Linked DNA regions of Mus musculus: all the other regions are linked to region 1. A link is a loop called in an ENCODE intact Hi-C map of the cell type or tissue named here. Cell type or tissue: heart. All regions are shown on one strand.

What was found. Peaks named below come from ENCODE experiments on the same cell type or tissue, not always from the same donor. Only the 100,000 strongest peaks of a DNase experiment are listed, where the experiment ranks them.
Region 2: it touches region 1 in a loop (4-fold over the local background); 10 of 42 quality-filtered maps call a loop at or near these places.
Region 3: a loop joins it to region 1, with 2.9 times the contacts of the local background. A loop is called at or near these places in 7 of 42 quality-filtered maps.

The regions. Positions count from the first base shown.
Region 1 is chr3:78,960,100-78,968,099 of GRCm38, forward strand. It overlaps the pseudogene Gm9762. Among named protein-coding and RNA genes, the nearest start is that of Gm23440, 16 kb to the right of the region's middle. In heart, no CTCF peak of the experiment used is centred here; a DNase peak (open chromatin) is centred at 4,332; H3K4me3 peaks cover 889 bases; H3K27ac peaks cover 272 bases; H3K27me3 peaks cover 463 bases.
Region 2 is chr3:79,491,348-79,499,347 of GRCm38, forward strand. Fnip2 (folliculin interacting protein 2) reads right to left here. Exons shown (of 17, transcript NM_001162999.2): 9 at 1,929-2,130; 10 at 1,485-1,573. Among named protein-coding and RNA genes, the nearest start is that of Gm36442, 17 kb to the right of the region's middle. In heart, a CTCF peak has its summit at 4,027 (motif pointing left); no DNase peak of the experiment used is centred here.
Region 3 is chr3:79,020,682-79,028,681 of GRCm38, forward strand. No RefSeq gene overlaps it. Among named protein-coding and RNA genes, the nearest start is that of Gm52609, 32 kb to the right of the region's middle. In heart, a CTCF peak has its summit at 3,656 (motif pointing left); DNase peaks (open chromatin) are centred at 3,450 and 5,520; H3K4me3 peaks cover 273 bases; H3K27ac peaks cover 1,660 bases.

The DNA.
Region 1 (8,000 bases):
ATCAGTTCATGTCTCCCAGGAAAAGTGATATACAAAAACCAAAAATAATTTATGAGTACTTGAATGCAGATGGGGAAAGAAGACAGAACATTTTGCCTGTCCAGAGAATTGTCCAGAACACTTCTTTTAGGAACCCATCCACTTAGAATCCTCCTGCCTCTGCCTCTTCAGCGTATCCTATCAGTGGACCATCACAACGAGCAGAAACAAACAGCTCACAGTGGAGGCTCAGGGATATTTTGGAAGAACTAGCAGAGAGATTGTGAGACCAGAGAGTTTTCTCTGAGTGGTGTCTCCTAGGAATGAATGGCAGAAGCTCTGCCCATAAAATCCATCAATATGGCTGCCTAACCCTGAGCTGAACAAGAACCAAATCAACAGATAATGCCAAAGTAGATGGGGAAAGCCCAGAAGACCTCAACCCTACACAAAGTTCTACAGACAACTAAGGACCACTTGGAGTGGGAGAAACAGTCTTCCTCAGAGAGAGCACAATGATTGGTTGTTCAAATCCAAATCGCATTGAAAATGTACACAAATAATACCGAGTAGGATGTGCTTATTTATTTAAGTGAGGAGAGAGAGCTATTAATCAATTAATGGAGAATAGATGCCATGAGTTTGAAAGAGAGCAAGAAGGGGTGTGTGGGAGGGTTTGGAGGGAAGAAAGGGAAGGGAGAAAGATATGATGTAATATAGTTATATTATAATCTCAAAAAATAAAAGATAACATTACAAGCCTGACTTTCACCATAATGGCTGGTGTATAAACCAACCCAATATTCATGACACTTGGCGGTAGGCAGGAGATGTCCCTCTCCTCCCACTAAAGAAAGCAATTTTGATCCGAGACACCTGCGAACATGTTGTGCTACAGGGCAGAGGGGAATTGAGAAGCATGGCTAACATAGCAGTTGTCAGCCTTAAAGGTGGTAGATGACCCTGGAGTGCTGAGACAGGCTTAGGACCATCACAGTGTAACATAATTCAAACCTACAAGGAATAGAATGGAAGGTTTGATCTAGATAAGGATTGTGGTATTGAGCCCCTCTGTATTGGAACAGATCTGCTTAGTAGGGCTTCTCATGCAGACCTTAGACGGGCACAGGGGAGAAGCTAACTGGCAAGGAACATCCAGCACTCATGAAAACCTCAACTTGATTCCTAGTAAGGAAAAACAGTTCTTAGACCCCTTAAGGTCTTGAGCAACAAGGGAAGGAGCCTGGAATCAAAGACTGTCCAGAGAGCAAATGGGGCATGCCACAACACTGCAGCCCCTCACAGCTACTTCTCGATGGGAAAAGGCAGGGTTGTTCTCTGAAAGCTGAAACGAGCCCAAGATCTATCCCTTCGCTTCGTTCCTCATGCACTCATGTGTGCAGTATCGTATCTTGCTATTTTTCGAAATATGTGGAAAGAAGCCAAAGAATATTAAAGAGAATTCTGCAGAGAGGAAATGCAAAAGACTTTTACCCTTGGGGGGAAAAAATCCCTTGTGTGATGCAACCTTCCAAGATGACTCCATATTTCCTACATACATTTCTTGATGTATAGCACCTGAGTGTTGTCCTAGAGAATTCTCCCTAGAGAATGAGAACCAAGATTTGATGGGCTAGCCAGTCCCTTAATTAGGTCACATTGTAACACAGAGGTGGTAGGAAAGCCTGGCCTAGAGGCAGGGCTGTAACCTCTGCAATGGGGAGGCTGAGGAGAAAGACAGAAAGCTTGAGAGCTCAAGAAGAGCCTGGGCTACATAATCAGATGCTGTGTTTTAAACCCAAGTCTGGAAAGGTATGTCAGAGGTCGAGATTTACTGACATGCCCAAGCCTTACTCCCACCCTGCTCTAAACCAGAACCACGGAAGAAAGGATAATTGTTCTGTTGATCACTCTATGTCATTCAGGATTGCAGTTTATCAGACTGAGATAAGAGTCTCCCGTTGTCTTAGAGCACACACACTGCATGCTGTGTGGTACATGATACACATGTCAGTAAACGGTTACTGTTATGAAATATAAGGCAGGCGACAGGCAGGGGTAAGGGGGTACCTCGGAGACCCGTGCCAAGTTGTCCCCCGGAAAAGTCACAGCATGAGGCAGACCTGATATAAGGAGGTCTATTTGGGGAAGGGAGGAAAACGAGGGCCTGGAAAGGGGTTAGAAGCAGACAGAGCCACGATGCAGGGGGTTGGGGGGGAAGGTAGAGAGAGAGAGAGAGAGAGAGAGAGAGAGCGCTGGGGTAGCACTCAGTTCTCTTATATGCTGCCCAGGCCACCTGCACCTGTCAGTGGCACAGATGATGACACACTATTGCTAAGTCCCTGTTACTGAGTCCCTGGGAAGAGTTCAGCCGAATCACCTGCAAGCTAGCAGTTGCACCTTCTATAAGCTAAGACATCCAGAAAGGAGATGGTGACTTTGGTCACACCACTAACTGCAAAGAAGTAGATTCTGCCAACTCTTGAAATAAGCCAGGAAACAGACACTTCATAGCTGAACCTCACAAAGAGAACCCAAAAAGAGAAGCTTCCTCCCTTCCGACCCCAACCCCACTACCTGTTCACCCCAAGCTGAGAACACCACAGCTGGCGTGTGCCCGGGTCTGTGACCCCTAGAAACGGAAGTATTAATATGTGTATTATTAAAACTGTGGCATTAATGAGTCACTCTGAGGTAAAACTGAGTCAAGTACGGCCTGAGCTTCATAGCAAAGTCCTGTCTCTAGAAAACAACAACTACTGACAGCCACAGTAGTTCCTGTGTGGCCATTTGTTACAGCGACCACAGTAAGCTTTACGTTATTCAGGAATGTAACCTAGAGGCCGAGGGAGAAACCATGTGCGCCTTGTCTGCCTGGAAAATTTGAGATTATGCTGTGTGAGCAAGATTACGGAAAACAGGCATCCTCACACATTACAAGAGGCAGTTAAGTCAGTGTGATTCCTATGACAGCTAATTTTTAAATATATATATATATCAAGATTTTAAATCACAGCCCTGTCAGCTATCAAGTCTATTTATAACTTATCTGGAGATACATTCACTAGCAAGAATAGGCTAACACGCACGGAAGCATGGTTTGTAACAATAAAAAATTAGTATAATCACTGCATTAATGAGCAGGACCCTGGCTAGGGGAGTGTGATGGCCATTCTTGGTTGTCAAGCTGACTACATGTACAATACATGTGAAAACCAAGTGCCTGGGCACACCTGTGAGGGATTTTTCTTAATTAAATTATTTGAGGTAGGAAGACACCCCTTTAATCCAAAACTGTGAGGTGGGGAGAGCCACCCTTAATTTGGGTCATACCTTCTGCTGGCAGTGTATATAAAGGACATGGAAGAAGGAAGCTTTTGTTCTTGGCCTGTTTGTTCTAGCTGTCAAGCCCATGCCATCACTGGAATTAGAGCTATTTCTTCAAGATCCTGGTATATATGGAAGACTAACTGAAACACCTAGCCTTTTGGACTAAGCAAATACTGAATTCTTCGACTTTCCATTCGTAGAGAGCGGTAGTTGGATTAACTGGAGTCTAGCCTGTAAGCCGCCCTAACAGATGTCTAACAAATTAATATATACATTTATTCTACCATCAGGACTGTTTCTCTAGAGAACCATGACTAATACAGTAAGTTATAGTCTTTGATAAGCTAGATTCTTTGGAGCCATCAAACATGAAAAAGACTTAAGTATTATCTTAAAGATATTCAAGATATTTTTGTAGACAATGAAAATAATGTCTTGTTTATTTTTTTAATCAATGTGATACTAACCTAGACACACCAAGGAAGAGAGCATTACAACAGAGGGCTCTCCTCCATCTAATTGGCCTGTGGAATGTCTCTGGGCATTTTCTTGATTTCTAATTGATGTAGGAGGGCCCAGGCCACTGTGGTCCTTAGATAGGTGGGTGTGAATTGTATTAGAAAGGGAGATGATCACGCCAGTACACCCATCTCTGCTTCAGTTCCTGCCTCCAGGTTCTTCCCTTGAGTCTCTCTCTGCCTTGCATTCTCTGGACGATGGTTTGGTGAAACAAGCCCACTCCTTCCCAAGTTGCTTTCGGACATGGTGTTTATCACAGCAACAGAGACATGGATAGCAAGCTACCATCTGGGGGCAGAAGCTGAAATATTATCACCAGGGAAGGGGAGTGGATGCCATTTAAGATACTAATGAGAGTATCTGGCTCAGAGATAGAGGCGGTATAGATGCATTGTATACCATGCCCCTAGTGAAGACATGAGAGCAAGGAACACCCAAATATTCACCATAAAGTGACACGCTGCAGAAGACAGCCACCACCCTGGGTCGTGGGAACCGCTGCTGAGATTCCCAAGAGATGTCATGAGAAGAGCCTCTGTGGACCCAAGAAGTGAATCGTGAGAAAAAAAAAAAAAAAAAAAAAAAAAAGTCGGTTTTCAGTTTAACCCAAACCGGAGGAAACCAGGGTGAGTTCAGATCTTTCCTCTCTCCCTCTCCTGACCACATCCTTTTGCTCTAGCCAGAAAAGTCTCATAAAATTGATCTGAATTAGAGTTCCCACTACTTATGAGGCTAAGCATTTTAACAGCTGACCAGAAGAAAAAAAAAAAAAAACACATTGCCTGTGTGTGAGAGAACAAGTAAGAACTTTGTCTTAGATTTCATTCTGTGGGTAAACTGCTTCCGCTGAGAAAAACCCCAACTGTGGAGAACAAAGCTAAGTTTAACTTTCTAGGGAAACATGCGAGAAAACTGTAAGGACAATGAAGAAACAGCATTTTGAACATGAGCGAGCAACAGATAAAATTCTTTTTCTACACAATAAACGCTACAATGTCGATTCGAAACTTACTGAGGAAAAAGGAACACTACTTGATGGTTAATACTTGGAAAGTGCCAAGAATAAAATAGTGACAAAGCAATGCCCTCGGGTACCGTGCGAGTAGAAAGAGAAACCCACAGTGACATTCCCTTCACATCACGGGGTTGTGTTTTATTTTGTCCTGACACTCGTTTTACTGTATCTGAGACAGAAAGTTAGGCCTCACACATGCATACTCTATCAAAGAGCTATGCCCTAAGGCCTGTCCCATCATGCTTTGCTGGGTTTGCCCCGCACCGCACCGCACCGCACCGCACTGCATCACCCTGCCTTGCTTCTGATTCAAGATTTCACCATGTAGCCTAGACTGACCTGGAACTCCTACTCTCTTGCCTCAGTCTCCCACGTGCCAGGCCTACTCGCATGTGTCACCATGCTCAACAGCTCTCAGCACCGCGCAGTTCCCATCTCCTGACCCTGTTCCTCCTGTGACACAGGAGAGGCTTCAGACATGAGATAACAGAAAGATCTGATGGCATTTAACTTTCTTTTTTTTTTTTTTTTTTTTTTTTTTTTTTGTAATGACTGTAGTAATCAGTTTATTACACAGATGAATCATTCGTGAACGTACAAGCTCCAGAGGAGCAACAGGGTCTTAAATATACACACAGATTTCCATCAAATACATCTCCACCCTTACATCGAAATAGGCCTAAAGCAGTTAAAAACATAAGAAAAATAAGAGCTATTAGCTATGTATTAACTGAGAAACCACATACAAACCAAAGATTATGGAAAGGGGCTAAAAGGAGGAAGGCTGAAAGGGCAGGGAGATGTGAAGTGTTGGGAACAAAGCCCACCACACTTTATGTACTAACAGCTCCAGTCCATTTAAATGTTGATCCGTTAACCTTAGACCTTAAAGCACAGCATGTAGTTTAATCTGTTTGGTCATAACTTTCACCTAAGTTGTAGGTCCTTCAGGATGAAATGAATATAGAAACAGCTTCACGTTCTTCACCTTGCTTTTTATGACTGTTTGAGATTGGATGGACTCCACTTAAGGACAATCTCCTATGGGTCACTGGAGCTTTTCCTCCCATCCAAGCACACACTGTGTACCTACTACCCCTCACATCTTGCCATTATCCAAAGTTAAGTCAATAAGGAAAGCTTTTAGTCTCACACCTAGGTTATGCCCGGAGAACTGGCTTCTCACACACACACTTCTCTGCTAGGAGGCAATGTTGGTACAGAAGTACAGTATTTCTAGTTTGTTGTTCCAAGTATGTACAACACGCAGCACTGCTGTGTCAGGTAAACATGTGCACAGGGGAAGATGAGGCGTGGGCTCATAGAAAGCAGTCAAATGGAAATCAAAAGTACTTTCTCTCTCTCAGAGTTCCCCTAGCTTTATTTGTAGAGGTTATCCAATAATTTCTTTAATTACATCGCATACTTCTGAGTCCATTCCCGAGCTATTCTGTTGTACTTTTCTCTATCTGTTTTGTAGATCCGAGCAATCTCAGGCACTAAAGGATCATCTGGATTGGGATCACACAACAGAGAACAGATGGACAAAAGTACTTTTGAAATAGTTAGTGCTGGAGACCACTGTGACCGTAGAATATCAAGACAAATGCTGCCATTACTGTTAATATTTGGGTGATAAATTCTTGTTGTAAATGCAACCTTAGGCGGTTTGAAGGGGTAATCTGTTGGGAAATGAATTGTCAAGAAAAATACTCCACCCTGATAGGGGCTGTCATTTGGCCCCATTATTGTAGCCTGCCAATGAAACATATCATCTCCAACAGGACCTGCTGAACACTGTGCTGGGGGATCTCGAGCCAGGTCATTCAATTCCTTGTGGATTCTCTTCAGAGCCATGGTGGGAAACGGTGGCGACGGCCCCCGGGGCGGGAACGGGGACGGGGGAGGGACGGGGAAGGGGCGAGGGGGCCTGAGGCCGCCCGAGCGGTCGCGAGTCGACCGGAGAAGACCGGGAGCTCCCGGGAGCGCGGATCAGACGAGCTGAGGGCCGAGGCCCCACTCAGCTTCTGGGCCTGCCGCAGCGGTCACCGCATCACCCGGCGGCGGCCCCTTTATGCGCTGCTGCCACAGCCGCCGCCGCCGCCGTAGCTGCCTCTTCCTCGTACGCTCAGCGCCGCCTGGGAGGAAGAGCCCCCAAGCTCCGGGCTCGCCCAGCGCCTTACGGTGGCGGAGCCGGGGGGAGCCTGCTCTCCTGCCTGGTGCAGGTGGACTAAGGGACGCGCGGGCGGGCGGCGCCGCCCGGGTGGGGCCGCCTTAACTTTCTATATATGCTTTAAGTCGAGTCTGGTAAAACTGTCTTGAACTCTACAGTCACTTTCAAGGAATGCAGCTGAGACCTTCAGAAATAACAGTCAACAGGAAAATGAAATGGAGGTCCCAGCTCAGAGAAATCACTTTCCATGTAGCTCTCAGCCTAGTCCCAGCACAGCATCAAGCCAAGATTAGCTGAAGAAATACCATGGTGACAAAAGGGGTTCCCTCTTCAGTTTCTTTTTATTGTGAAGTTTTTCTACGTTATATTTTAATTAGCATAAAATGTAAATGGCTCTGTTGTGACATTTTTATACTTACTTTGTATTTATCGATAAGCCTTTTTTGGACGAAGCTCTCCCATGCTCCTTCACTCTCCTGCTAACCAACAACCCATCAAGTAGCCCCCTTTCTCTGTAAATGTCATATAAACCATCTATCTTTCAGACTTCGTCTTCCATGGTCCCTTTTCTAGGAATATACACACACAAACACACGAAAGCAGGTGGTATTTGCTTTTTTTGAGTCTAGTTACTTCACTAGATATAATTTATACAGCTCTACACATTTTCCTGAAACTTCATTTTTTTAAAAGAAATAAACAATAGGTCCCTTCCGGTCTTCGCCAGCACTGGGTCACCTTAGGCACAGAGTCAGCAGATACCCACAAGGTCCCGAGAGGACTCTCCATGAGATCTTAGGACCACCGGTGAGTGGAAAACAATTTCTATTCCATTCCAATAACACAGGACCAGCATTAGGGAAGCAGAAAACCCAGCCTGACCAGGGTCACAAGTCCCTTCTGGTCGGCGCCAGCACTGGGTCACCTGGGTGAGGAATCGGAAGACACCCCCAATGTCACTAGAGAACAGCTTCTGAGTCAGAC
Region 2 (8,000 bases), 530 kb after region 1:
AACAATAGCAGTGAAGATGATTATAGTAGCAAGGCATAGGATTTACCTACAAAATTTATGTCTCAGCTGGGTGTGGTTACACACGACTTTAATCCCAGCATTTGGTAGGCAGAGGCAGGTGGATCTCTGTGAGTTCGAGGATAGCTTGGTCTACACACTGAGTTCCAGGACAACCAGGGATACGCACTGAAAATGTGTCTCAAAAACCAACCAACCAACCGACCAACCAAAATAATACTAGTACATTATTTTGTCTGTTCCTGGAAGGGCTCACTGTCTAACTGTAAAAGTCCTCTATAGACACAATTTCTGGTTCTTTATTTTCAGGTTTTCACCTCTGAAAGATTAGTAGTGTGATTAGATTAGCATCCAGACACTCAAGCACAAGTCAGCTCCGAATGTCGCCACAGCAGGATGACACTGCTGCCCTCAATGAAGACAGCTTACTCAACACCTTCAAGGCACTCATCACATGATCAACATAAACAGTTCCTTATCTACAGCTGGAGGTCGGAAGCTGTAGTCATTTTACTTCAAGCAGCATTGAGCTCATCAGCAAGAAATGTTCTAACATTCTAGGAACTGCAATGTTTTTAACCCCTCAGCTATTTGCCACACTGCTTTTCAGTGAGACTCCATTCCCTGTTAAGAGACTGGCTCTGAGGAACTCAGATGAGCATGGGGGGGGGGGACCCCATCTGATAGCAGATCACCCTGCTAACCACACTTTGGGCAAGGGGTATAGAAAACCAGTGCTCATTCACAACAACTGGTGGAGCTCTGGATTAGTTAGAAACTGCTTTCAGTATCTGAGAAGGGACATCATTCGATTCACTATCCAGACCAGGGCGTGTACCACAGGCTCCCATGTGCACTAGATGTGCCCTGGCTAGGTCTCTACAACATGCACATATTTTCTTCATTCGTTCAGGGCACAGGCAGCACCACACACTTGGACCCCAGTTTTAACATTTGTACAAAGGATAAAAAGGCTTTGCCTTCAAAGTTTAATGGGACAACAGATATAAGATCATGAAACTGATTACAAGACATCTTTAAAATTAGTGTTCAGTTCATTCTGATGAAAACGATCCCATTATGCCAGACGTGGTAATGCACACTTTAATCCCAGCACTCAGGTGGCAGAAGCAGGAGGATCTCTGTGAGTTTGAAGCCAGCTCAGTCTAATAGGCAGTTCCAGGCCAGCCAGGACTACATAGTGAGACCCCCACTTTAAAATAAACACAAAACAACAACCCCACCCCAAGAACACAACAAACAAAAAAACTGACCCCATTAAGAACTGTCAGGCACAGAGAGAGTTATTACTCAATGTTTGGCTTTACGTACCCTGCTCTCATGGGTAGCGACACTAAGATGACTAAATATGGCCAGTCCCCCAACTCTTTTAAGACATAGACTCATGACAGTTGGTCATACTACTGCTCATCACTTCCTGTTGGATTTCCAACCTTGAACTTTACCTGAATTCTCCCAGTGCTTCCATCAGACGGCTCACATAGAACTGGACTCGGAGACTTGATTCAGAGATCTTCCTACAGGAGATCATGGCCTTCATGGAAGAGAGAGAGCCACGTTACTCTCTAAGAAGATATTCCTCTATGACTGGCCTGCTGACTCACTAATGAACAACGATGCTATAATACATTTAAAATATTGATGGTAATGACATTCTTCCTCATCAAAACCAGTAACTTCCTTCCCTACAGCACCCTGGTCTCTAGCCTTAAAAATCCTAGGGTCATCATACAGGACACTCTTTGACCGCCTTACGCAGGCCATCTCCACATAACGTGTCACTTTAAACTGCAAATCTCTCCCCTATTGGCCACTAAGTAGGTCACAATCATATCACCTTCCATTTCCTTATTTAAGTGTTTGCCTGGAATGGAGCCCGGGGCCCTTACCTTTTCGATTGCACCCTTCAGCCTGTTCATGTGAGATTCAAACAGGGGGAAGTGGGAGAAAAAGAAGTCCTGGAAATCCCGCTGGGCGGCCTCTCTCTCACACAGGGAAAAGATGATGCTGATGGCGATCTTCTTCCTTCTAACCATAGCTGGATTAGAGCTACACGTTTCTTCGGCCAAGCTAAATGTCTCATCAGTTGACCTGGAGGAAAATTAGGTTTGAAAAGCGGCCATGTATCACTGAGTCGCTGAAGGTAAGCTGTCTTGTCGTGGGGTGACACTCAGAATGCTTGTGCAGAATACCGAGAATTCAGCCGGCCAGCCATCTACCTCCAACTCATTCTCTTACTCCTTTATCAGGAAAACCAAGAGGATATGCACTTACCAACATTACACGTCTTACACACCACCCACCATCTTACCATCCAAAGCAGCTCAGACGGAAGCCAGTGGCAGCTTAAACGTGTGACTCTCACCCTTCTGATTGCACTGAGGAGTGGGAGAACACAGGGTCTAGCTAGAGAGGCACTCGTGGGGTAAAAGTCTTTGCTGTGTTGCACATGCCCAGTCACCTGAGCTCCATCTCTGAGATCCACTGAAAAGGCTCATGTGGCAGCACAGAGCCATGATCGAAGCATCCCCACTGCGAGTGACAGGCAGGGACAGAAGAATTGGTGGTGGGACACTCGCAGGCCTGCTAGCCTAGAATACGACACAGGAGAAACAAGAGAAACCTTGCCTCAACAAGACAGAAGGCAAGAACTGACTCCTGAAAGTTGTCCTCTCATGCTCACGGTGCTCTCTGGCACATGTGTGCCCTAGAATATAAAACAAACGAACCACGGAAACTCGGGTCCTTGTTTTTTAATGATAGGTAAGAACAGATGAGAGACTCAGAAGACGGGTCCTGTGGAATATTCATGCTTCGACACTCACTGGCACCATCCCCAAGGCTATTAATACCAATAGATGAAGTAACTCCTCTAAATGCTCCAAAGAGGCCATGTGATTAACTGACTGAGCACTCTGGAAAATCCGCTAAGCAGAAAGGCTCAACTCTCTTCTAATATGGTCAAAAGGCTCTGCTTCTGTAATAAAAGAATTACAGAGCCAATAGCTTCTTAATACCCGTCTTAGGAATAATACAATTACGCTTTAACCATGACTCTTATTTAAATGCTATGAAGAGTCACGAGAGCTACCACAATATCTACTAACAGCAAGAGGGAAAATAAGAAAAAAAAAATTGTTTTGTTCTACACCAAAGTAAAGGCCAGAGTATACTGCAAATTAGTATAACTAGCCTGTCACACAGCAGCACGTGGCACATTTTCTTTGTCACCAACTATACCATTTTTAGGGCTCTATTCACAGTCTGCAGTCTCTTGTAAGTTTTGAACTATATGGGATTTTACTAACACACGCACTAACATTTACTAACATACGGCCAAAGCTGCACGGTTAGGAAAGCAATGTTAAAAAGAAGGCTCTGAGGTGTCTGTTTCTGCTCTCTCTATCATCCCTCAAGATCTGGGATGAGGGTGTAGGCCATAAGGTCACTCCTGATCTGCAGGTGTGGAAACACACCAAATATCCTAATAAACCACCAACTCTTTTCTCTGAGAGATCTGCCCATCCTAGTGACAGAAAAAGCTTGGAGAATCATGCAGACTGTCACAGATTTTCACACAGAAAGTGACCTGCTATTTGAAAAGGCTCCTACTCTTGTTATAAAGTCCCTGTATTAAAAGCTTGTTCCTATGCACCAGTTTATTTCTGTTACACAAATAGAGATTCTAGCCAAGTGTGGTGGTGCACATCTGCAATCCCACCAACTCAAGAGGCTGAGGCAGACAGGCTGAGGATATAGGTTTGAACTCAAGTCCAAGGACAGCTTAACAGTGTGATCATGTAAAACTTGCCTCTTTGCTGAATGTTCTATTTCTCACCTTTCTCAAAAGCAAAGCACTCGCATCCTCCTCAAGCCACTTGGACTTTCATGCGCAAACTGTGGCCATCGCTGGGCTGTCATTCACCTCCTTCTCTCCCTCTAAACTACGTCACCACAGCTATGAGCTTTAGCACGGCAGAGAGTGCCACCTGCTGAATGCTGTAAAGCTTCCCTGGCTGAACCGAGGCCACATCTCACTGTCTCCATCACACATCTCTTCGAGCATCTAAAGCCACTGGACTTTAGTGTGTAGTCCTGGATCAGCTCTCCACAGTGAAACAAACCAGTGTCCTGATTATCTTTTAAGTATTATTCCACAACAGAGAATGCTTGGGAATGTTTCAGAGAACCAACTGTATAGCCAGATACTTTTTCATCCTCTCTCCAGGTCCATGTGTGCTGCACAAGCTGTTTTGGAGTACACAAACTGAAACAGCGCTTGCTTGGGGACAGAAAGCTCTCTGGCAACGATTGTAGAGTTATAACCCAGGATGCAGGCTCTTGGAAATCAACAGTGACCAGATGCTCATCCTGACTGACCCATCAGCTCCAGCTCATGCTACTGGATGCTCTGCGATGCACTACAGGGAAGATCCGGAAGCACTCAGACCAGTTAGTGGGTTTTAAAACATGAGCGCACATGCATGCGTGCGCGCGTGCACACACACACACACACACACTCACACCATGGCTACTCACTTAAGCCTTTCCCATCACACAGAGGAGGCATGGAATTCCATACTCTATCACATGAGAGTGTGGAGTACAGAGTTAGACCCTATGTCAACAAAGAAATAAGTAAATGAAGCTGTGTTTTGTTACACTTAAGAATATACTCTTATATGTAAGTACCTCAAAATCATAATCACTCAAATTTATAACTATCATCATTTTAGCACATATGAATAAACTATAATCGATATATCAGAGCTGCCAAGCACAATTACTGTTGAGGTCAGATTTGAACTTACACTGAACCTATGAAACAGATAGTATGATGAGCCTAAGAATGTCCCACTGGCAACTTTGTTCAATTTAATAACTAGAAGGCTTGCAAGGGGCATGTCTCCATGTCTGGCTCCTTTGGGATTCGGGTGTTTCTCCCTAAGGGATGAAATGCCCGAGGCTCCTCAGCCCCCACAGGTATCAGAGCTATTGCTAGCTGCAGGATACAAACAGGTGTCCAAATAACCCAAGCTTGCCACCTAGCACGATGAAGTCAGAAAGGAGCCAGCCTTTAGATTTACATCATCCTTAACTACTAACTCTCTTTAAGAAGAATATTCTACTTATTTATATTAAAATTAGCTTTCTTTTTTCAGATACGGTCTCATCCCATAGCCCTGGCTGCTTGAAACTTGCTACATATACCAGGCTGTCCTCAAATACATCTGTCTCTGCTCCCTGAGTGTTAAGAGTTGAAGGTGTATACCACCATATAGGATAGGAAGGGTGTTTTTAATTACTGTGGACTTCCTTTCAAAGCCAGAAGCTTTTGATGCCAGGCTCTGTTCCAGTGGTAATGTGTACGTGCACTCTAGCACTCAGCCGTGAGAGGCAGTGTGTGTGCACACCAGCACTCAGCCGTGAGAGGCAGTGTGTGTGCCTGTACTCAGCCGTGAGAGGCAGTGTGTGTGCACTCCAGCACTCAGCCGTGAGAGGCAGTGTGTGTGCCTGTACTCAGCCATGAGAGGCAGAGTGTGTGCCTGTACTCAGCCGTGAGAGGCAGAGTGTGCCTGCACTCCATGCTCTAGATCAGTGTCAGCCCCAGAACAGAGGATGGGAATGGACAGAAGGGAGGAAACTGAGTTTCCAGGCCACATACTTCCTACAGGGAGTAGTCAGCAGCAGAGGGAGGCTCCTGGACCTCTCAACTGCACGTTCCTACAGGACAGGCTGGGACCCACAATACACTGATCACTGTGTTTCCTCTTCTGTGTTAGTTACAATAGCAGAGTGGGACATCAATACTTAGAAAAAAATAAGATTTAGAGAGAATCATGATACTGTTTTGTACCATATTAAATTATAACACAAAAATGTTATTTTTAGAATTTATAATTTTATGTTGTTCTTCATATAACACTACTATATTTTAAGTAAGATTTTTTAAACATGAGCTTTACATTTTAGCACCTGTACTAGCATTCTTCTTGCCTTATGAGTAGGGGCCTGGCATTTTCACATTGCACTAGTCCCATAAATTATGTAGCTAGACCCACTACGTGCCCAGGCTTTCTGAAGGTCAGATTCTTAGTTAGGTGGAGGCTCAGCAACAAGTCACAGTTCCCAGTGCCAGGTCTCCACTCAGTTTGGTTTTTTATATTTTAGAGGCATAGGCTTGAAAATGCTACCGACAGCTTCAGATATAAATCTGAAGGGATGGAAAGGCATTTGCACTGGAGAGCAGTCCTGTGACGGTTCTCTGCATCCATCTCTTCCCACTGCAGAGGCTGCAGAAAGGTAGTGGGGATGGAAATGGCATGAACCTGACACATGCCAGACTGATACCAATGAGAGCAGAAACACTGATAAGTTTGCCCCATTGGCCAATGTTTTATCTGCAGTTTAAAAAAAAAATTCTGGGCACCTGAGAGGCAGAGGCAGGTGGATCTCTGTTGAGTTCAAGGCCAGCCTGGTCTATATAGTAAGTTCCAGATAGCCAGGGCTATGTAGAGACCATGTCTCTTTTTTTTTTTTTTTCTTTAAAATTTGTGTATGTGGCTTGTGTACCTATGGCATGTTACATATCTGGAAGTCACGGGTAACTTCCTAGAGCCGGCTCTCTTCTTCCACTGTGTGGCTCCTGATCAACCTCAGGTCTCTGAGCTTGGCAACCGGTGCCCTTAACCACAGAGCCATCTTGAGAGCCCAAATTTGGTTTTTTTTTTGGTTTTTTTGGTTTTTTTTGAGACAGTGTCTGTGTGTAGCCAAGGCTGGCCTTGGACACAGCTTGCCCTAAGTCTCCCCAAGTGCTAAGATTATATATATGCACTGCCAATGTTTTATTTGCCATACACTAAACGTGACCTGACCACCTGACTGGATCATCTAGTTGTATTCTCCTAACGCAAAGGCTGAACCCGTTACCATCCTAATGCTTAAGAAGAAGCTGCAGGGACCCAGTTAATATGCTCCAGCACGTGTGTGATGAGGGCAGAGCTAGACTTGTCTCTGACTCCACAATCTCACCACTCCACTTTAGTCCACTCAGTAGACTAAAGTGAAGGACCAGCTGCAGCCTTTTAGGGTCTTGAGAGAACAGAAGAGATTCCCTCAGCTCTCTGCTCAGCTTATCTTCCTTTGGGGCTCCTCATCACCCTCGGTCCCCCCCAGAGTCCCCACCACTTCGATTCTCCCCGCTTGGTTCCTATGCACTCTGAGCCTTCACAGTGTTTATCCGGTACTGATCTTCCTTGACACCTGTTGCCTGGGACATCAACTACTTCAGCACAAGCACATGGTTGAGTCATCTTCACAGATTCTCTCAAACATAGTGACTACTAGGCAATCTACAAACTCAGCGAATTGACATAAATAGCTAGCTCAGTGACATGTGAAAATTCCATTTAAATGTTTTGAGATACAAAACCAAGGGGTTGGATGCTACTGGTATAACATCAAATGTATGCTCTGCACACAAATGAGTAAGCTTTAGGTTCAAAAACAAACTGAATCAAGGTAGAAAGTAACTTGAGGCTATCTTTATGTATTCTCATATTTTTACCTGTGTAGTCTAAGGATTTAAGTGCCACAAAGGAACTGTGCCTCAAATATCATATTGGAATCATTGTAGCCAGGGAAGATATTTATCCCAGCTTTTCTTCTTTTTTTTTTTTTAATTAAACTAATAAAATTTATTTTAAATATACAACTCAGTATTAACATTTTTTAAGTCATCAAAATAATTTATAATAGCTAAATGCCTCTTAGATATACATGGTATCTTCTGACACTAAATGTAATATGCACTCAACTACTTTTAAAAATCTATTTGGAACATTAAATATGATAGAATAAAAAAAAAAAAACCTCTTGGGCTGGCGAGATGGCTCAGCGGGTAAGAGCACTGATTGCTCTTCCAAAGGTCCTAAGTACAAATCCCAGCAACCACATGGTGG
Region 3 (8,000 bases), 61 kb after region 1:
TATTTGTTTTTTAGATACGTCCCCACTATGTAGCTTTGGGTGGCCTTAAACTTTTGCTATTCCTGTCTGTGTGTGTGAACCACCCCACACAACTTTGAAACAGCTCTTTACAAACCTGATGCAAAGAGTCCATGATGACATTTAACTATTTTATTTATTTTAAGTTAGCTAGCCATAAAAACTACCACTTTAAGTAAAAGTGATTGACTCCTTGGGAGCTTTCAGAACATCATTACCTAGTGCCAAGAGATACCAAGTTGCCAGGATCTCAAAGCTACCCTCAAGGGATCACTATAGCTTTATCCAAGAAAAATGGAAAGACCAGGGCTTCCTCCTTGGCAGTCGTGTACTATTAGAACACAAACATTTAAAATATGTATGTGTATATACATGTATACACATGTCATGAAAATTGCTAAATGCTAAAAAGGAAAGCATTGAGGATAAGATTTAGAGACATAATACCAGAAAAATTTTGTATAGAGTATTTAGGAAGTCTCTCTGAAGAAGGGCCTTCTTTCAAGCAAAGGCAAGGAATATGTGTTTGAAACAGTACTAGAAAGGTTTAGAGGAAGGGTATTCAAGACTGAAGGAAGAACAAGCACAAAGATGCTGGGTAGAAATGCCTAAAAAACCAGAAGGCTAAACAGTGAAATTAATAATAATAATAATAATAATAATAATAATAACTGACCAAGCCAGCTCAGTCAGTCAATGGATTTTTTTCCAGGGAGGGAGGGAGGATTGAAGAGAAACAGACAATTAGACAGGACAATTAAGCACTATAACAGGACCCCAGCCAGTTCTGAAGCTAAAGGTGAGTTTAATTTTTTCTAGTCTGTTTTTATATTATTCTGGGTACATACAAAGAATATGGTCAGTCCTTAAAGCATAAAAAGAAAAAGTAGCCAAGGAACAAACAGGACAAAAATCAAAGTAATCAAACAGGGCAATAAACCAAGTCCCATGGTCACTATGTCTAAGGGTTTATCAGGCTGATCCAGATGCAAAGAGTGCAATACATTCTTCCACTGTACTTGCCTTGAGCCTACTTCACTGTCTCAGTCCAATATCAAATCCATGCCAAATTCCTAGAAGCAGCCCCAAAAGCTTTCTATTAATAATAAAAGTAGTAATAGTAATAACAATAATAGTAATAGTGAAAGAGGAAGGCTAGTGCTGGCTACAAAGTAAGTGAAGTGCAGGTTGGAGAATTGGAAAATGCAGCTAACGTTCTTAGGGACCACTCCAGATCCTGAATAAGAACATGAAAACTTACTATATTTATTATAAGCTTTGGACACTACAGCTGGGCAGATTCTCAGCTATTCTAACCCAACAATACTGGTCTAGCATACATCCTGCTAATGGCCCATTATCTGTCCATGACTGAATTACTTGAGTGCACATGTAAATACTAAGCAGTGCCGTGTACATTGGCTAGCCATAGTTTATTAAACCTGGGAATGGAATTCCTGTTAGCAACCAAGGAGCCATAGAGAATGGGCAGTCAGATGGAGTTTGAGTTCCAAGGTGTCTCCTAAGTTGAGTAAATGAACCTGGGTATTTTGTTGTTGTTATTGTTGGGTTTGGGGTTTTATTTCGTCTTGTTTTGGTTTTGTTTATGTATTTGCCTAGATGTGGTCTTTAAAGCCCTGGAGCTACGTGAGCTTATGTAGGAGAAACTTGTGTAGTGTGGGAAGTCTGCAGCCCATGAGTCCTCTAACATTTAGAGGTGACAAACAGGGGAAGAGTTGTCCCAAAGAGGCTGAGAGAGAGTCACCCCAGAGAGGAAAAGCAAACTGGGGAAACAGAGCCCAGGAAAACCAAGCATTGGTGTCTAAAGTAAAAGCAAGCAGGCAGATCAGACGTTGATAAAAGCTCAAAGGAGAAGCAGACATTAGAAGGAGATGTGTCAATATCTCTGAGGGTGCTGGCAGCAGCTGTGCGCCACTGAGTTTGGATCGAAGCCTTTGGAGAGAGGCTGTGCCTGCGACCTCTGTGAACACTGATGTGCAAGCCTTCAAGGGCATCCTGCAACACTCTGATTCCTGTTGGCCTAGGTTTCAGAACACCCACCCACCGCCCTTAGTCTCGTGTCCTCATGTCAATGAGCCCTTGAGCCCATCTTGGGTCTGTGACGCAGTCTCTCATGTGAGGAGTGCCACACAGCATAGCACAATCTCTCAGTGGTCGCAGAGGGTGTAGACTGAGGGGGTTTATTTTGGTGGTATCCTACAGGGACAAGGATAAGCAGTTCTAATTAGAGCCTCCTTTGGGAACTATGTTAGCTCATTATAGTGAGTGAAAAGGGAAGGGGGAGCAGCTTGTGAGAGGCCTGAGAAGGTTGTTGTGCTGGCTTGAGTCTCCCTGAGAGTGGAAATTGGACTAAGAAGAGGGGTGTGTATACTGTCCACAGCCATAGCTCGGCCTTGCTGTGAGCTGTAAAGAGTAAATAAATATAGAGGAAAACCAGCCTGTTACTTGGAACAAACCAGGATTTCATGCAGAACGGTGATAACGGTGTCAATCCTTAGCGAACCAATCCAAAGAGAGGAGACAAATGCAAAAGAGTGAAGAATCAGAAAACGTGGCTAGGAAAGACAGGAGGATGGGATATCGCTAAGAGGGTGAAGTAAGACAGGAAGGGGTCATGTGTAGGACCTAAAAATACTGGTGACATACACCTCTAGATCCAAGGACTTTATCTCTATGGCTTACAGGCCAGACCTCTGTCTCCAGTGTTGTCTCTGTGTGCTGAATCATGGAGGGTATGAACAGCTCATCGCACGAGTGCTTGGACTAAATCTGCTTCCCAGAATGCTCTGCCTGAGGAGCAGGGCTGGCTGGTACCTCTTCATGGCCTATCCTGAGTGATCACTCGCCTGCCTCAGAAATGCTCTCAGAGGGTGAACAGTAGCAACGTCAATGCATCCAAATGCAGATCTTTACTCCAGCCTGTTTGTCAAGCGGCTAGGGAGTAGAAATTTGCAGCCAGTGTCCATCAGGAGCCCTTGTGGGGTGCGCGATCGCCACGGTTGGGGAAAAGGAGGCTAGTGGTCCATATGAACCACCCCAGGAAGGTTCTGCCCGCACCGAAGTCTACAGGGTGAACTTGACTGTGATTTGGAAGGGCTGTTTAGCTCTCGACAGCATCTCTGCAGGAAATATTATCTCCATCTGCAAAGACTGAAAAAAGCCTGGGAGAGGCTGCACTAGTCAGTCTAATTTTAGAACTGCATTCTACACAGTTCAGAGGGAAAAATTGACACTTGCTAAATTAATTCAAATTGGTTTGACTGCAAACAGAATTTAATTCCCACAGGGAATCAGGCAATTCCATCTCCGGCAGAAAGGAAAATCTAAGTCGGCCTGAGATTAAGCCCTTGAAGTCACAGCCATCTGCCTTGTCTCCAACCTCAGGATGTCATGTCACAGCAAGCTTGTCCCCTATGGCAAAACAGCCCCCATGAAGCTCAAGGGTAGGATATCCAGCACCGAGCTCCAGGCATGGAAGTCACCCTGCACTGCCAATCCCTTCCTTCCACTAAGGGCAGGCCTTTAAAAGTGGGAAAATGTCCCAGTAGGCTGGCTCTCTTGCTAGTTTTGAGTAATGTCAGTTCTCCTTTGCTCCTTGTGGCTCTAAACTTAGCCTGCATGAGTGCCACCAGCTGGAAGGGCTTGGGCTTTGCATATCTCTGCAACAGTAACACACTTCGGTCTTTGTGTTGCTATATGAGTTAAAACATTCAAAGCATCTAAGTGACTTTCCCTTCTCAGCTGAGCACCTGATTAAAAACCACCACCCCCCCCCATGTGAGTTATGTCTATGTGTGTGTGTGTGCATGCATGTGTGTGTGTGCTATGTCTGTCTGTGTAGATACGTGTGTGCATATTCATGTGAATACAAGTAGATATGTACCATATGTGTAGGTTAGAAGACCACCTCATGCCTTGGTCCTTGCATGACACCTTGTTCAAGATAGGGTCTCTCTTTGTTGTTGCCTTTGTGTTCCCAGGTACCTGCCTGTCATTGGATGCTCCTAGCTTTACCTCCCAACTCACTTTTGCAGCATCAGGATTTCAGACATTTACTCTTATGCCTGGCTTTTACCTACATTCTGGAGATACAAAGTCAGTCCTTCACACTTACAGGGACAGTGCTTTACCCACTGAGCCATGTCCGGGGCCACAAACTGATTGTTTTTAAAGAGAAATATTTGATAGCTGCTACTATAATTCAGATCTTGATTATTCCCCCAAATTGGTAGCACATGTCTCAAATCTCAGCCTTTGGGTGGCTGCGCAGACAGACTACTATAAGTTAGTGGCCAGCCTAGGCTACATAGCAAAAGCCTGTCTTAAAGCAAGAGAATAAGAAAATTATTAAGCCCTGCATTTGAAGTCTTGGTCCCCAGCCTGCAGCTATATTTGGAGGCTATGGAACCTTTAGGAGATCAAACCTAAGAAGAGGGAGTTAGGCCATTGGGAGTGGAACCTTGCAAGGGATGTTGGACCCTTACCTTCCCATTTGCCATGGATGCATGCCTCAGATCCCCTTGAATTGGACTTGGGAATATTTGTGAGCTACTGTGGAGGTTCTGGGAATTGAACCTGGGTCCTCTGCTAAGTACTCTTTAGCATCAAGTCATCTCTCCTGCCCCAGCTTCTAGTTTTACATGTAAATTCCTCTTTCCTGAACTACCACCTCCCTTCACGTTTCTCCATGACTCACACCCTCCAGTCGCTCAGTCCTACATTTACTGCCATCTTATCACCCTGCTCCCTTGAAGACTTCTAAATCAGAGGAAGGGAAGCCTGCAGTGATGCTAGAAAGTTAAAATCATATTCCCGCACCCCACCCCCATTGTTTACTCCATGAGGAAATAACAGGCCACCTCAGCAGCTCCCCTGAGGGTTAGCATGTGCCCTGGTGGCTCACAGCATGAGGGCTTAAAAATGAGAATTTTGTCCAAATTAACCCAAGAATTTTGAGCAGAGGCTAATTTCCTACCAGCCACGCCATCATCATCTCTCCAGAAGTGCTTGGATTCAAGAGAGACCTTCCCACTTGTGGCTAACAGAAGTCCTGTCTGTGTTCTGAGCTGCACGGTTCAGTTCAGGTTACTTTAACATAATGTCAAGTAGCCAAGATAGAATTCAGCCTGTAAGGTAAGCTGAGCTGAGAGTGTCTTCTCCCTCCCTTGTGGAAAGGTTTCAGAAGAATGCCCAGACCTCAAAAAGGTACAGCCGAACCTCAGTGAAGTGTAGGCCCCAGATGCTCCCCCATCCCCCATTCTTCTTGTGCCTCCATTGAACATCTCTCAAATGCTGGGACAGATCATGTGACTCAACTCAGGGTCCACCCAGGACATCTTCACTTTCCCTTTAGTCTGTTTTCCCTGGGGTCAAAATGGCAGCTGAAGTCCAAGAACGTTCCTGAAAGCCAAAGTAAACAACGGAAGAACTCTTTCTCCAGAACTCCACAGTTGACTTTTCCCATCTATAAAAAGATGTTTCAATTGACAGGAAGTAGTGTTCCTTCTGTCTGACCCATGACTCCAGAGGGAAATTTAGCTTCTTGTCCATCAACACACCAAGATGCCTGGGGAGTCCATCTGCTTGACTTCCTGTGCTTGCCTGTTAATCTTTCTTGGAAACTGGGTACTCCGGTCATGAATGCCATGACATCCTTAGAACTCAGTGACCCTTTTAAGTACCCCAAATCACTAAGCTCTCCCCAGAGGTATCTCTAGTTAGAAATCTTCCTTTAACTAAATCAGACTCAAGGCCCAGACATACTAGCCCATGGTTTTGCTCCTTCCATATACTAGAACTTCAAGAAGAAAAATATGCTTCGGTATTTCATTACTACTTTTTAATTTATTGTGGTGTATTCATTTCCTATTGCAGCAGTAGCAAAATATCACCAATCTACTGACAGCACAAATTCATTCCAGCAGTTCTGGAGGTGAAAACAGCAAGGCAGTCTTTATTTCAATTGGATTTATTGATTTTATTTAATGTGGAGTGTTTTGCCTTCATGTATGTACATGTACCTTGTATGTGCTTGTTACCCTCCAAGGTCTAAATAGGGTATCAGATACCTTGAACTGGGGTTATAGGTGGTTGTGAACCACCATGAAGGTGCTGAGAATCAAACCCAGGTCTTCTACAAGAGCAACAGGTGCTTCTAATTGCAGAGCCATCTCTCTGTCCTCCAATAAAGTGGTATTTATAACGTGACTTGTTCTTTCCAGACAGTAGTGAAAGGGCTTGCTCCTTGACCTTCCCACCTATGGCCACGTCATTTCAAAATGTTTCTATCCATATCTCAGCCTCTTCCTTCTTTGACCTTCTTATCTCCGTTTTATAAATACCATCAGGACCACACTTGGGATCCAAAAGACAATGAGTACAACCTCTGCACCTCAAGGCCATTAACTGAATCATGTTCATCAGGGTCACTTGCCATATGAAGTTACAATTTTGAGTCCTGGGAATAAAGAAACCAATACCTTGGGGTGGAGAACTGGGCAGGGAGGATGGAGTTTCTATTACAGCTTAGTACACATGGCTTTAACTCATTTTGAATAATTGAACCAGTCTATACTCTTTTGAAATTTTGTTTTATATACATGAACAGCACAATATGACAAGATGAGCATTTTAGTTTGGCATCCTGTTTAATTGCTGTTTTGAAACTCTGTACTTTGCCCTGGCTCCTTCAATTCCATTTGCCTTCTAACAGTGACACGGTCCTAGCTATGGCCAGTTAATCAAATTCTCAGAAACCATCTTGTACTAATCAGAACTCTCTGGGTTGTCAGAGTAACCTGTCTTAACTGGCTTAGATGTTTTAAAATTATTGCTTACAGAACTGAAGCTCACAGGCCCTGGGCAGGTTCAGAGATAGATGGAGGCAAACACTCAGTTGCATCCTCAGGGGTTCCTTACCAGCTCCAGTCCCTTGGCTTGCCCTGCCTTCTATGTTGGATTTTCTGTTCTGAGCTGGAAGCTACTAGAAAAATCTGGTATTCTAATGTATCAATGGATTTGGAAGCCTTAGCAGAAGATAAAAATATCTCCTCCCCTGAAGTTCCAACAAGATCACAAGGAGGCTTCTTCTTCACCCACTGGGCAGGGATGGTACCACTTGGATGTGCTGTACTCCTGGAACCAAGAGTGAGCGCCAAGTAAGGTAAAAATCAGCAGATGTGCGTGGGGGTCAAACAAAACCAACACATCTGCTCTGCTCTCAGACCCCAGGCTATATACTCCATGTAGAATGTATAACAGCTATTAGTTTCAGAAGGCCAATATTTCTATTTCTTAAAGCTAGATCCTCCCCTTTATCCTTGAGCTACACAACGCTAATTGGTTCTTTTGGGGTTTTCAGATACCATGGAAATAGAGGGATGATCTTTTCTCAAGCCTAGGACTGGATTTTAAAAGAACTGTTTATTAAAATGACTTGGGTACTCTGGGGGGCGGGGTTAAGAAAACCACAACACAAAAGGCTTGGCCCTGTCTGAAAAGTCTGTCTAAATCTGTTTAACTGGAGGAAGTGGAAGAGATAACAAGGGTCTGGACTGTCAGAAGATAAAAGACAACGATGAAAGTGTGGCGTGTGGCGTGTGGCGTTGGGGCGCTTCTCTCCTTCCCAGCGAAGCACAAAGAGCTGCTTATCTAACAGAGGCGGTTGTTCTGCAAACTCCAGGCTAGATGATAAAAGGCGGCTGATGAACCTTTTCTTCTGTGTCTTCTCAAGTTATTTCCACAGGCTGGTTCTGGGGATTTTCAACTTCAATTTCTCAGCAGAGTGTTCGCTCTTTGCCCGAGATTACATACCTATTCTTTGCCTGGTTTTCGTCTTTATTTTATTTGGAAAAAAATCAATTTGGCTGAGGAACCTCAGAATTGAAAATGGCAGGAGTGGAGCCAGCTCTCTGCCAGACTACCTGCTCTGGAACATGTAACCATGACACTCCATTGAGAGG